2 separate regions of the Homo sapiens genome follow, and region 2 is linked to region 1. A link is a contact called in ENCODE Hi-C or POLR2A ChIA-PET data. All regions are on one chromosome and are shown on one strand. The core of a region is the stretch at or near the end of the contact, and the rest is flanking DNA. Distances in the headings are between cores, read along the strand shown. Region 1 overlaps BMAL1 (basic helix-loop-helix ARNT like 1). Region 2 overlaps BMAL1 (basic helix-loop-helix ARNT like 1).

Region 1 (2,727 bases), core at 14-2,513:
TTGTTTTGGGTAAATAGCTAACCTCTCTGCCTCTTTTTGTCTGTAGAAATGCTACTGGTTCTGAATGGGTACTTCGCGCCCCCTATAGGACATCGTGGGAATGTGTGTGGGTGATCTGGATGTCACAGTGACCCAGACGAGGCTTTTACTGGGGGAAGAGGGGAAGGCAGGGGTGCTAGATATAATGCTTGGGGAACAAAAGATTGCCCAACATCTGCATAGCTGCCTAATGCTCAGTGCATTCTTGTGGGCAAAACCCTGCTTAAAATTATCTGGGCCTAGAGTCTGACTCCAATTAACACATAAACACAAATAATTTTTGCATGTTTTTAATATATACTGAATTTTCTGCGAACACAGCTACCAAGTATATAAGATTTACCTATTTGTTATGAATAGGTGCAAGCATTTCATATATCTTTCATGATGTTTTCTGGTGTAGCGGTGCCCCAATACTTACATATTGATTTACATGTTGTCTTATTTTTAACTATATTTCCTTTCTTCTTTGTATTACAGTTAGGGCATTATATTGATTATTTTTGGAATTATAAGTGTTGTAAGGTTATATTACTTACAGATTTCAAGAGAGCTAAAGACATATTTAAAATATTTTTATTGCATTTTTGACAATATGAAAGAGCAAGAGAGAGAGAGTGTGTGTGCGTGCATGCATGCACATGCTTACAAATTAGCTAGAAAAATCCTAAGACAGACTTTAAATGAAAAGAAATGGTTTCATAGCTCCTAGAAATGTCCTTTTACATAAGGATATGTAGTAGAAGTCCAAATTTTTAACTGCATTCATTGTCAGAGAAATGAGGTGTTTTGATGTTTCCCCTGTCCCTTTTAGAAAGTATATGATCCTAAAAGAGCCTGAAACAGTTTCCATTGTCATATTTTTTCATTTTTGCAATCTCTATTTTTTTCACTCCTCCCACCTGTGCATATATATATTTAAAAGCGTCCCCATATAGACTTTTAAAGAAAGAAAAGCCAGCCAGGCTCCCCACTCTTTACTAAGTTTGTTTTGATTGTTTTGTGGCCTCTGCCTGCACCTCGGCCTGAGTCAGACTGACTCTGGGAGCTGTGGGCAGGTCCAAGGGAAAGTCAAGGAGGTAATGAGGCTTCTCGTGGGGGCAACTTGTAGGCCAAGTTGGGTGGGTTGAAGTCAGTCTACCAGAAGCTTCCTGCCTCAAGCCTGGGCCTCTACCTGTCCTGAAACCTGAGGGCTCTCCAGTTGGACCACGAGGGTCTGACATCCAGGAGGATCCCCAGGAGAGAGCAACCGTCACTAGGGAATATGCTGCCCAGCACTGACTGTACTGAGCAGCAGTGTTGTGTGCCTGTTGGGTTGATGCCATGGATAGCCAGGCGTTCAGAACTGAACACGACACCTAAAAGGCAAACACGAACTGTGAATGTGCCAGTGTCAGATGCTGCCTTGGTGGTCATGTGTGGGCTGGCAGTAAGCTTTTGGTCCCTTAACACTCGCTGTTGGAAATTTCCCAAGGCTTTCATCTAGGGTAGCTGGTGTGTGATTTCCCTGTCCTTTGTTACTCCTATCTGGAAACTAGTTGAAATCTTTTCTATGATATTGATATAGTTACAGAAAATCTGAATACTTACTACTAAGTTTTATAGTTCTGCTTAGTTCAAAGTAACACAACCTCATAAGAGAAAGTTTGAAACAGGTAGAGAAATTGAAAGATGAAAATCACTACCCATTATCTCAGCCCACAAAGATAGCTACTATCAGCATTTTGGTTTGTTTCCTTTCAGTCCTTTCTGTGTTTATGAAATTTTATTATATAAATAATTCATGTCCAATATAGAAAAAGATGGAAAATTGAGAAATTATAACGTTAAAACAAAACTGACCCATCTCACCAGTTGGAGATGTCTTAATATTCTGGTGAATTTTTTTTTGTCTTTTTTCTATAGACACATAAGAAGACTGGGAAATATTGTGTATATACGTTTGTACCCTTTTTCACCAATGTATATCAATGTATATCAGTTCACTAATGAATACTAATTAAATGAAAATTTATTAAATGTATATCTATTTATATCTATTGATATATTAACAGATGCCAGTGCATATCTATTAAAAGAGTACTATGTAAGAGATGATGTTCTTAAACATAAAATTTAATTTAGGCATGAAATTACTTTGTCAAAAGATATATCAGTTTATATTCAGATATACAGTGTACTGACCTGCCCATTTACCACATCTTCACTAATACTGGTATTATCTTTAAATAGAATCTTTGCTAATATGAGCAGTGAAAGTGGCATATTATCTATTAAATTTTGACGGTTATGAGATTGAGCATGTTTTTGTATACTTACTGGTCTTTGTGTTTCATCTTTTGGGGTTTCCTATTCATAGTCTCTGCTTAGTTTTCCACTGAGGTATTTGCCTTTTTATTGATTTATAAGAGATTTTGTTTTGTTTTAACTCAGAAAAGGTAGTATTGCTTCAGTTGTCACAGAGCTTTGGAGTCAGACAGAGCTGGGTTTGAACCCTGGCTTTCCTACTTGTGAGCTGAGGGATTTCAGGCAATTTATCTGACCCCTCTCACAATTAATTAGTTCTTCTTTGAGAACTAAACGAAACAACACTGACTAGCATGAAAAAAAAGCCTGGTGTGTGGTTTCTGCCAATAGTTTTTGTGTTGTTATTTTTGTTGTGATTCCTGCACTGAGTATTTTCTCAGA
Region 2 (2,782 bases), core at 178-2,677, 48 kb after region 1:
GAAGCTGAGGCAGGCAAACTGCTTGAGTCCAGCAGTTCCAGGCAAGTCTGGGCAACATAGAGAAATCCCATCTCTACTAAAAAATACAAAAAAAATTATCCAGGTGTGGTGGTGTACCTGTAATCCCAGCTACTCCGGGGACTGAGGTGGGAGAATCACCTGAGCCCAGGAGGTTGAGGCTGCAGTGAGCTGAGATTGTGCCACTGTACTCCAGCCTGGGCAACCAGAGTGAGACCCTATCAAGGAGGGAAGGAGGAAAGGAAGGAAGGGAGTGAGGGAGGGAGGGAAAATGTCCATCATTACTTTTATAAAATTCTCAAGCACACATCTTTTTAATGCTCTGTGACAAAATGAGAAGTACACAGAACTTGTGCTGCATACCAAAGTATGATGTTTGTCTCAAAAACTACTTGTGTGATTAAGTTGTGAGTTGAACTAGCTACTATTTTCATTGGACACCATTTTTATTGTATATGGTCATTCGGTTTTGGGTATTTAGAATACTTTTTTTTTGGAAATGAATGAAGTGAACCTGTCACTTTAAGGAAAATGACTGACATTTGTTGCCAATGATAAAATCTGAGCTTTCAAGCAAAAATTGGAATTTTTAGAAAACTTGTCTCTGCTACTTTGACCTTGAGATCTTCCTAAAACTTAAAAAATGTTGTTGATGAGATAGGGAGTATTAATAATAGTGATATTTTGATGCTCTATAATGAAATGTGTCAATATATAGAAGATCTGCATAACTCAGTGAACCAATATTTTGTAACTAAACAATGCAAGGTATTTCAAAATCATGTAAGGGTAAAAGATCCATCCTAAGTGCCAAGATATAAAGAGTACAAAACATTCATTGATATGGTTTCAGATTCCACATTGCAACTCACCTTTAAGAAACTTCTACGTGTCAAGTTTTGAAGTGGTATCAAAAAAGAATACAATTATTTGAAAAGTCTATTAAAATATGCCTCCCTTTTCCAACTACTTATCTGTGGGAGGTTGGATTTCCTTCATATACTTGAATCACAAGACGTATCTAAATAGACTGAATGGAAAAACATATATGAGAATCCAGTTGAAAATTATTAAGCCAGACATTAGATTTGCAAAAATGTAAGATAATACTCTGCCTGGTAATTTTTTGTTACTGTTTTAGAAAATAGTTATTTTTCATTAAAATACTATTCATTATTTATGTTAACATGTAGCGGGTTTATTACATTTAAGAAATCTATTAGTTTTAATTTCAAATACAGTAAATATTGATAAATACAGCCTACATAAGCAAAAGTTCTTTGGAGTCCTCAATGATTTTTTTAAGAGTGTAAAAGGGTCCCTAGACCAAAACGTTGCTGTGGAAATAAAGTAAGTTATAATGCCACCTGCTGGCAAAGCCTGAAATCATTGCTGCTCCTGAAAGCAGCAGCTACCAAACTGTTTCCTCACGTATATCCAGATAGGTCTCAAAGAATGCTCTTCTTTGAGACTCAGCCAGGGGAAGGCAGCTGGGGTGAGTGGGGGAGATTTTGAGACAGAGTTCTCTTACTGAGTAGTAGTAATAATCCTCCCCAGTAGCCTGTCTTAACTTAAACCACAGGTTACTGAAGTTGGCACCTGTAGTATAAGAGATTTACTTCTGTTTTCTTCATTTGACTCCTTGAGCTGTGTCTCTTCACAGCTTGTTAACTCCACTTTTTCTTCTTCAGAAATATCTGTCACTATAAGATGTTTTATTCCCTTATAGGGGAAACGTCTAGCTGGGCTCATTGAAGTTTAGGCATTGGTCCTAAAGAAATATGTGGGCATCATGATTCCAGGCAGTTGAATGCTCTTGGGATTTTATTCAGCCTTTAAGTTGCCTCTGTGGGCTCACTAAAATGGAGAGAAAAGAATAGTTCGGGGGAGAGGTTTTTTCTTACTCTGACCATGTCTGTCTAACAGTTCCTTGTTTGAAATCATCCAATAGAAAACTGAAGCCATTTGAAGCTTCTCCCCACCCCACCCCATGCTTCATTTTCCTTTTGGCATTGCTCATAATACTGATTCAAACTTCACACTTCCCTCCTTTTGTTTGTAGATTTTAAATGGAGGGACTCCAGACATTCCTTCCAGTGGCCTACTATCAGGCCAGGCTCAGGAGAACCCAGGTTATCCATATTCTGATAGTTCTTCTATTCTTGGTAAGTGGCATCATTATTCGTTTCCATTGCAATGAGCTTGCAAAACATCTTACATAAAGTCAATTTTAAGAACTGAACTGTGTGAAACAAGCTAATCCTAGATAAATTTGATAGGAACAGAATAAAAGTTTAAAATTTGTTTAAATCTCTAAAAAGTTGACCAGTATTTGAGTTTTGGTGGAGGTCCAAGTTTGTGCCTGGAACTCAAGAGGAGGCTACAGCTACCTAGACATAGGCTTTCTCCCATGTGGGGCATAATCTCTTCAGAGAGAGAAGGCTAATGAAGGTTCAGAGATAATGCCTAGAAGGGTGATTAGTAAGCATATCAGAAGGTATTAAAAGTCATTAAGTGAAAAGAGTTTGCTTTTCCCATCACATCCATCTTTTTCTCCCCTGGGCTTTCTAGATCTGTTTTTTTCCTAAACTCTCCCTTCCTATTTGCCTTTCTTTTTGTAACTCCTCTTAACTGGTTACATCAGATTATTAAAATAAGCTTGACTCAAATATTTTTAACATTTACTAAATTTTAAGCGCTTTGTACTTATTTCTAAAATGATCATTTGATTCCTTAGAGCTGTCTCTTCACAACGTAACCCCAC

Evidence for each region. Hi-C counts contacts between places; a loop is a spot of excess contacts on that map. ChIA-PET counts read pairs that join two places held with the same protein, here RNA polymerase II (POLR2A). Pooled maps may share reads with other maps.
Region 2: a pooled map shows a loop between it and region 1 (3-fold over the local background). The contact joins two enhancer-like sites. A Hi-C loop is called at or near these places in 1 of 37 single-sample maps with no recorded cell type and 9 of 50 pooled maps. POLR2A ChIA-PET finds 5 or more read pairs at or near these places in 3 of 52 experiments (K562, RWPE1 and activated CD4-positive, alpha-beta T cell).

What each region holds. Positions count from the first base shown.
Region 1 is chr11:13,335,353-13,338,079 of GRCh38, forward strand. The region is part of intron 3 of BMAL1 (basic helix-loop-helix ARNT like 1); the gene reads left to right. Among named protein-coding and RNA genes, the nearest start is that of BMAL1, 59 kb to the left of the region's middle. Within about 2 kb of position 1,264, at least 5 of the 41 ENCODE cell types and tissues checked have a DNase peak (open chromatin) inside an H3K27ac peak, as active enhancers do.
Region 2 is chr11:13,383,609-13,386,390 of GRCh38, forward strand. It overlaps BMAL1 (basic helix-loop-helix ARNT like 1), which reads left to right. Exons shown (of 20, transcript NM_001297719.2): 19 at 2,081-2,183. Among named protein-coding and RNA genes, the nearest start is that of BTBD10, 78 kb to the right of the region's middle. Within about 2 kb of position 1,428, at least 5 of the 41 ENCODE cell types and tissues checked have a DNase peak (open chromatin) inside an H3K27ac peak, as active enhancers do.